2 separate regions of the Homo sapiens genome follow, and region 1 is linked to region 2. Evidence: chromatin contacts called from ENCODE Hi-C data. All regions are on one chromosome and are shown on one strand. Each heading gives the region's core, a stretch centred on a gene start or an enhancer-like site at or near the end of the contact. The rest is flanking DNA. Distances are from core to core; before and after follow the strand shown. Region 1 has its middle 170 kb from the start of CTNNB1. Region 2 has its middle 60 kb from the start of ZNF621.

Region 1 (4,255 bases), core at 687-3,186, 440 kb after region 2:
TTCTGGGAAGAGCTTGCTATCAGCTAGGTGACAGGGTGGTCAGGACACATGTCTTTCATTCTCCAGCAGGCTAGCCCGGTCATGTTCACATGGTGGTGGCACCTGTTCGAGAGGGTTAAAAGGCCATTTCTAGGCATTAAATATTCAAGTTAAGACAAAGATGAAACCCCACCCTATCATTTACCTTTCTACTAAATGTCTCAGGACAAGCTTGTAGTTGTCAGAGATTATTCCAAGTTCCATGAATTCCAATGTTTTAGCTCATCAAAGATCATTTACTTCAACCCCTCTGTACCCAGACTCCAGTATGGATTATGTACCTCTGGGAGGCTAGGAACAGCTTGGAGGAATAAAAAAAAAAACCTTTATTCAAGCTCAGGTAATAACAGCCCACTCTTAGTTATTCATGAGTGCCGTGATCAGGATTTTATTCCTTGGGAGAATTCAGGATCAGGGGTTCTTTGAAGGAGATGGAAGAAATAGAGTTAAAACCCTGAGATTTGCAAATAGACACTGCCCACGAAGGCTGGATATAAACATTCAAGGGCACCTTCTGGGTTGCTGGTCTTAACTTCTTGACTAAATTTTAAAACCTGCAGGTTTTAAGATATCTGATGGGGCAAAATACAAATCTACCCATTGGGTATATCATGGCAGCTCTTTTTTCTCCCCAAACACCATCTGCCTGATTTCCCATGGTTCCTGAGCTCCTCCTCAGAAAGTCGGGAGGGAAAGATGGTGCCAAGAATGCCCTTTGCTGGCATCTCCGGTTTTAAACCCAGAGAGTCGCCTATATGATCTGCCTCTGACCCTAAGAATTCATGTGCTCTGGATGCTCATGGTCTAATTAGGAGCTATAAAGAGATATTCCAGTATTTGTAATGCAAAAAGGTAACGTCTATAATGAAGTGTGCACAAAATAGGAACAAGGAAGGGTTGGACCGGTTGTCAAGTAGGCGAGAGAGAACAGAGGTAAAGATTCAGAGGGGAGGAAGAGCTTGACTGATTCTCAGGAGGGCATGTGTGTCAGTGTTACTCGTGCATAATGTCAGGTGGGGAGGTGGACACAGACTGGGGATGGAGGCAGGAAATGAGGCTACAAAAGTCATCACTGCTCAGATCAAGAAGGGTCTTTGTCCGGGCGCAGTGGCTCACACCTGTAATCCCAGCACTTTGGGAGACCATGGCAGGTGGATCACATGAGGTCAGGAGTTCGAGACCAGTCTTGAAACCCTATGTCTACTAAGAATGCAAAAATTAGCCAGACATGGTGATGGGCACCTGTAATCCCAGCTACTCAAGAGGGTGAGGTGGGAGAATAGCTTGGACCTGGGAGGCAGAGGCTGCAGTGAGCTGAGATCACGCCACTGCACTCCAGCCTGGGCGACAGAGTGAGACCCTGTCTCAAAAAAAAAAAAAAGGTCTTCACAGTCATGCTAAGCATCAGGAGCCATTGAAGAATTAAAGCAGAGTAGATGTCATTATCTTTTTATTTAAAAAATACTACTCATTGGGTGAAAAGAAAGGCATTCAAGACGCCACTGTAATTAACCAGTCAAAACACAGTTCAATTCCAATGAAGACAGAGAGGGAAAAGAACAGACATGAGAGAAGCCTAGCAATAATAAATGGGATTTGGTGGCTAGTTAGATATAAGGTGGAAGAAAAAATGTCACCAAAAATTTTGACGACATTTTTACTTGGGCCACTGTGCAGGTGATAGTATCCTTGGCTAAGTTAAGGAATACAAGAGGAGGAGTAGGCGTTGAGACATGTTGAGATGGAGACAGTAAAGGATAAGATCTGATTGGCACACTGAGTTTGGCCTCTGTGGAAGGGTTATCAAGGTGAAACAGAAGCCCTGGTCCTGTGGTTTTAGGGCATAGGGGAGCAGCCTGGGATGCCAGCAGGATTTTTAGTTAAGCTGAAACAGATAATACTTAGAGACAGGGTATGGAGCAAGAAATAAAAGAGCCAAGAACTGAGCCCCTGGGAACAAAACACTTAATGGGGCCAGAGGAAATGGGAGCTGGGAAGGAAACAGAACCACAGCGGGGAGTGGCCAGTCAGTGTCATCTGCTGCTGCAAAACTGGGAAGATAAGCCTGAAAGCATTCACTGTGTTAGCCACATGGAGGTCACTGGTGACGTCAGTGGGAGCTTTCATAGTCAGACAGGGCTCTGTTCCAGGGAGCTAGGAGTAAGAGGGGTCAGAATGGGGAGACAGCTGGTAGAGATGACACTTTAGAAACATGGTGTAAACGTAATGAAGATATATGACATTAGGTGGAGGAGCATACAGAGTCTAGGAAGGACTTTACTTTAAAGGAGATTTAATTCTGCTTAAATGTCATTGGGAAAGTGGGAATAATAATACTACCCTCACAGGATTATTGTAAGGGTTAAACTACAGCATGCATGTAAGGTGTTTAGCAAGGTGCCTGAACATAGTAAGTGTCCAATAAACAGTGGCTATAATATCATTAATAATAACAATAATAGCAGTTGTACATAAAACACCACCAGAAGGCAGGTTGAGGACACAACCCAGAAAAGGAACAATTGACAGCACAAAGAGGCAGGAAGGGAAGGGATCCTGAGTGCAGTTGAATAAACTATGTATAAAGAAAATAAGATTCATTCATTCAACAACATATATCAAGCACTTACTTTACCAGGTGCTGGGTATATAAAAGAAAACAAGAAAAACACGCTTCTGCCCTCAAAGAGCTCATACAGCCCAGCAAAAGAGATGTATAGTAAATCAACCATTACAATGTGGTGGGATGGAGTGAAAATCAGGGTTCAGTAGAAACCCAGCAGGAGACCCTAACCTAGCCTTGGCCAGCAGAAGTGAGGGTGCACAGGAAAGATTTTCTGGAAGAAGTGATATCTAGCCTTAGACCTGATTTCCCTAGACAGGAGACAGGCAGCAACAGCACAGGAGGGAAGAGGAGGAGACAAGGTGAAATAGGGTTTGCAGTAAATAGGGGTAAAAGTAGAGGAATTCATGCCAGAAACTTCTTTTCTTCTGTAATGCAGCAAGTTATTCTCTGTGAGACCTGAGAATGGGCTTGGAACAGCTGCAATGACAGGGCAGAAGAAACTGGGCACATTATATACATGCTGAGCAGTATTGAAGGTACGGATGGGACTGTTGTGATTGCCCCTAGAAGCACTGAGAAGACTAGAGAAGAGTGGACAGCAGGGATGAGGTCTGCAGAGTGGTGTTGCAGGCTAAGGGGCAGGCAGATGAGGGTGCTGGCTAAACCAAGGATGATGTGAAGCCTCCCAAGATAAGCAGGAAAGTAAAGCCAGGCGGGGACCAGCTGATGAATCCCCCAGATAGAGAGGACACATGCAAATGAAAGCATAGTGAAGTCAAAGAGTAAATGTGGAAGAAATCAGAGACTGAGAAGCCAAGGATGGTCAAGAGGCTGAGCTCAGAGGAGCAGGTAGAGTCAATAGCAGCTCTGGGGATGACAACGTCCAGCAGGTGCCACAGGCATGGAAGAGTGGAGGGGGAAGGCCATGAGAACTGAGCAGATCAAGGAGCTGTAGGGTGTTAGCAGGATCACCCAAGACTGCCTAGGATGCAGGCAGGAATGGGATGGAGAAGAAGGGAGTGATCCAGTCTCCATCACCTTTGATGAATGTGAAGGTAGGACCAGGGTTGCAGTAGGAGAGCTATGGGGCTAGAAACTTAGGCATGGCTGGCTTAATGACAAGGGCAACCCATTCTGCATTTACAACTGTTTTCTCCCATAGTTCCCATAAGCATGTATGAGATCTTGTGCCCTGACTTTTTGCAATTTAAAAAACACAGTGGGCTGGGCGCGGTGGCTCACGCCTGTAATCCCAGCACTTTGGAAGGCTGAGGCAGGTGGATCACGAGGTCAGGAGATCAAGACCATCCTGGCTAACATGGTGAAATCCCATCTCTACTAAAAATACAAAAAAAAAAAAAAAAAAATTAGCCATGCGTGGTGGCAGGTGCCTGTAGTCCCATCTACTGGGGAGGCTGAGGCAGGAGAATGGTGTGAACTCGGGAGGTGGAGCTTGCAGTGAGCTGAGTCACACCACTGTGGGGGACAGAGCGAGACTCCGTCTCAAAAAAAAAACAAAAAACAAACAAAAAACACAGTCTATGAATATGAATAGTGACCTATTTTCTTCTATGTCCAAATTACATTCTCATGTTCACCCCAGGCTGTTCTTTTGTTGCCAAGTGGGCAAAGCCAGCAAATACAATTTAC
Region 2 (4,361 bases), core at 599-3,098:
CCTTTCCTTGGCCACCCAGGGGAGGGAGTGGGGCCAGAAGGGAACTTCTCCTCCCAGAACAAACCCAAAGGCAAGTATTTAGACCTGTAGACAGGTCTCAAGTCCCAGTTTCCAATGCAGCAAGTTTGGGTCCCTGAAGACAGGGGTGGTCATGTGCAGATGAAAAGCAATCAGGGAATCAGCCAAATCTTTGCTGAGCGTGTTACAGCTGACTCTATGTGGGAAGACAGGACAGTGGTGAACAACTGCCTGGGGAAGTAAACGTCATAGGAATACACAGGTGGGGGTGAGGTGGGAGCTCAGAGCAGGGGCATGCAGGAGAGGGAGGACGTTGCAAGAGTTGTCTGACAAGTCCGAGTCAGCCACATGAAGAAGGGGTAGAAGATTTTCCAGGCAAGGGAGCAGCTTGTGCAAAATCACAGAGGTGGGGCTGGGCACGGTGGCTCACGCCTGTAATCTCAGAACTTTGGGAGGCCGAGGCGGGTGGATCACCTCAGGTCAGGAGTTCAAGACCAGCCTGACTAATATGGTGAAACCCCGTTTCTACTAAAAATACAAAAATTACCTGGGCATGGTGGCACATGCCTATAATCCCAGCTACTTGGGAGACTGAGGCAGGAGAATCTCTTGAACCTGGGAGGCAGAGGTTGCAGTGAGCTGAGGTTGCGCCACTGCACTCCAGCCTGGGTGACAGAATGAGATTCTGTCTTAAAAACAAAAAACAAAAAACAAAAAAAACTCCAGAGGTGGAAGACAGCAAAGCAGCTTTGCCTTGCTTGAGAGGTAAGTGGGCCACTTAGGAGGGTTCAGAAAAGGAAGGAAAACCCAAAGGTACACTACAGAGTCTTAAACTAACAACGCTGGCAGAAAACCAAACGCCCTCAGGAGTGTCTGGTCGTTCCTGTGACAGCCAGGACTAGGCAGGCCAGAGGGCCCAGATGAGCGCTGGCCTTGCCTGTAGCAGCAAGGCTGGAGGTCCTTCACACTAGATTAAACACAGATCACTTGGAAGGCCCTTGCATGCCCAGCCCCCTCTGAAGGTCACTGATCCTGAGTGTCTGGCACTGAGTTGTAGCTGCGGCCAAATGGGAAGTGCCTGGTCAGAGGTTATGTTGGCATGGTGTTTACAGAGTCAGTCCCTGTGTGCGGAGACACAACCCAAAGCGGCCAGGGCTGGTGGAGAAATGCAGGGCCATCAGGAGATTCCAGAGGCCATAGTGTGATCAGGATGTTTCTCGCTCTACAAATTTTCCTGAGCCCTGGCTCAGGGCCTGGTACTCTGCAGGGGCCTGGGATCAAGAAGCCTCTCCTAACTGCCCAGCAGGGGTAAAGACCCCTGATCCAGGACCACACCCAGCTTGAGGGATGGGAAGATACCTCCTGCCGCCCTACTCCTAGCTTGGCCCTATGGGCCGGGTGTCTTCTGGGCTGGTATGGTCCAGTTTGGGTACTGGAGCTGCAGTTCTATCATTCCATCTTCCCTGAGGAGAGGATCTTGGTGTTGATGGCCAACCGCACATAGGGCCATGGAAGGAGCACCAGTGTCCAATACCAAAACTGGATAAGCCAGTTGCATCCAATGGGTAAATCTCTTAACTTCTCAATTTTTCACCTGTGAAAGGGATTGACGTCTCTACCTTGCAGGGTTAATGGTTGAACGGGACAATGTGTAACGCTGAGGCCCAGGCCCAGCTCAGTCTTCCAGCTATAGCCTGGCACCTTGTAGAGGAGCATTCTCCTGCCACCCTGAGCTGGATGGACAGAAAAAGTCTCCACTGATGAGCAGAGGCCTGGCTGAGCCATTGGCCCCCGGACTTGGCTTGCTTTCTGGCCAGCCTGAGGCTCATGGCCTGCAGGGGGCAGCAGCGGGACGCACCGCCTAGGCCAGGTCTCCTGGCCCGGCTGCTTGGCTCTCTCTGCAGAGTCTGGGATGGAAAGTTCTCCTTTGCGCAGTGAATGCAGCTTGGGTCGATTTGTTTTTAAATGGGTAATGTTTGCAGTTCTTTTATACAAGCCCTTCACATCTGGCATTCAAAGAAGATAATCAGTCTAGACTATCAGACCCGATAGCAGCTTGTATGAAATTTGGGCCCGACTTTGCAGTAAAAGTGCCTCCCTGCTCCACGCCGGCGCTCCCTCCCTCTCCCTCCTTCTCTTCTTGTGACCTTTTATCTCAGCGGGAGCCCTGACTAGAAAGAGGGTTCTGGAAATGTGGTGTGTTTCTCATTAAGTTTCTGCAGCATAAAAGTCACGTGATGCAAAGCTTTTTTTTTCCCCTGTCTCCTGTCTTTCCCCTACGTAACTACAGTAACTCCTGCTGCTTAGGTTCCATTTAATTTGAGATGATTGAAGGCCGAAATCTTGTTGATACGAAGATTAAAAAAAGTCTGTTTCTAGGGTGCTGGTGGTATGTTTGGTTCATTTTTCCTTGGCAGTATGTTTTCCTTGGTGGTATGTTTGGTTCATGTTTCCTTGGTCAAACAATTCCCAATAAAATCGGTCCTCTGCTAGGGACCAAACAGCCCCTTTTCTTTTCTCTTTGCACATCTGTAAATTTCTTTCTTTAAAACTTGAGGCTCTGACTTGGGAGATTTTCATGCTGGGTGGCCAGACTTCTGAGAGGGCCCAAAGGAACCTTGTGGGGCTGTGAGGAGTCTCAAAGCACTAGGAGGGCCACTGCCGTGAACAGCTGCTCTCTTCCCTGCATCTGTTGAGAGACTCTCATCTGAGCCCGGTGGTCTGTGGCAACAAATGGAGACAGAGAGCAAGAGAGAGCGAGAGGTAACGAGAGAGAGAGAGAGCACCATAGGTTCTGACAACTGCTCGAGTCTCCTTTATCTTCTCCTGGGACCAGAGGCTGCAAGCCCTACACTACCTCTCTCAGTATAAAGCCACAGGTTAAAGTTTGTGCAGCTGATGTCTCAAAATAGGCCCCCAGCTTCATGCCTAAAGCACAGTTTCATGAGAGCATGAATTGAGTCACACTTGTGCAAGTGAGCGTTACAGTCACATTGTTGGTGCAGACCAAAGGTCCCTCCCTACCCACTGCTCTACAATGCTCAGCCACTGGCCTCCTCTTCCCTTGGGCCCCTCAGCATGGTCTTCAGCAGCTGGGGGAGGGGCCAGCCTTGCATCTTCCTTTGAAGAACAATGGGGTCCTGGAGTTCAGGGGTCAGTATCATCACTGCCTCATAGTCTTTGAGGGGCAGACTTGCCCATTGGGAGGCAGATCCTCAGGTGATGGCTGTCTCAATACCTGGCTTTTTGCTGACTTTTGTCCTTCCCTTCCCCTCCTGCAGCATCATTTCACCCTCTATTACCAACATTCACAGAAGCCTTTACGATTCAGCCCCACCCGCTTAAGCTTTAGTTCTGAACAACAGAAGAGAAACGAGGAGAAGAGGTATCCATTTCTAGTCTGACTGCCATGAACTCCCTGGGAGACCCTGGGGAGTCCCATCCACCATCTGCGCTTGTCCTTGTCTTCACAATCTGGGGTGGATTTGAGGTTTGCTCAACTCCCTTCCAAGTCAAAGAGTTTGTAGTAGGGGTCAGGAAACAATTGCCTGGAGAAGTCTGCTTTTCTTTCCTTCTTTTTCTCTTTTAGCAGCTTAGTCAATAAATTTATTGTCTTTATCTGAAAAATTCTCATAGAAAATTTCTTGGTTTAGCTCTCAGCAGCCTGTTCTCAAGCTCTGATGAAGCTTGCCTTCTTTTGAGCTACCCAGTGTTTCTTCTGGGCAAGAGACGTTTTGGGACAATTCCACTTTTTCTCTTTAGCTTCTTTCTTGGGCTTCTTTTCATAACCTGGATTCTCTCATATAGCAACGTGGGCTTTCTTACACATCTCCTCCATCATGTATGGAGTTATGCTGTTCTTTATGTATTGAGAAAACTGTTTCTTGTAAGATCTTCAGCTTCTTCCATTAGGTAATGCATGTAATCTGCAACATTCTGACCCATGATGTGCTTCCTATGTACTTCTGCATTAGATGCCTTGCTTTCAGAATCATAAGCAGGGAATCTGTTATTGTGTACTGTGAGAGATGGAGAGGCCTCCATTCACAGCCCCCTTCAGAGCCCCCAAAACTTTATTACTAGTGGTGGTTCTGGCAAGGCCTGCCTTCAAATAGCAGGTAAAATCACCCAGCTGACCATCAATGTTTTCCACGTTGTGTTCATCTCTGGTCACCTCCACTTGGCCTTCATAAATCTTGACCATGCCAGACTTACTGAGAAGCCTGCAGGCCAGCAGCAAGCCAGTACAATATGCTGTAGCATAATGTGTCAGGCCAACCTTCACACCATATTTTGGCAGTTCATATGCTTAAGCTGTGCAGACTATCATATCCCCTCCTATA

The links. A loop is a pair of places that touch in the nucleus more often than their neighbours do. Pooled maps may share reads with other maps.
Region 1: a loop to region 2 is called in a map of left cardiac atrium, with 2.9 times the contacts of the local background. The contact joins two enhancer-like sites. A Hi-C loop is called at or near these places in 2 of 168 maps with a recorded cell type or tissue (aorta and left cardiac atrium), 2 of 37 single-sample maps with no recorded cell type and 11 of 50 pooled maps.

Annotation. Positions count from the first base shown.
Region 1 is chr3:41,024,622-41,028,876 of GRCh38, forward strand. No RefSeq gene overlaps it. Among named protein-coding and RNA genes, the nearest start is that of CTNNB1, 170 kb to the right of the region's middle. RefSeq lists an enhancer at 1,957-2,251. Within about 2 kb of position 1,937, at least 2 of the 41 ENCODE cell types and tissues checked have a DNase peak (open chromatin) inside an H3K27ac peak, as active enhancers do.
Region 2 is chr3:40,582,868-40,587,228 of GRCh38, forward strand. It overlaps the pseudogene RPL5P10. Among named protein-coding and RNA genes, the nearest start is that of ZNF621, 60 kb to the left of the region's middle. RefSeq lists an enhancer at 1,091-1,591. Within about 2 kb of position 1,849, at least 6 of the 41 ENCODE cell types and tissues checked have a DNase peak (open chromatin) inside an H3K27ac peak, as active enhancers do.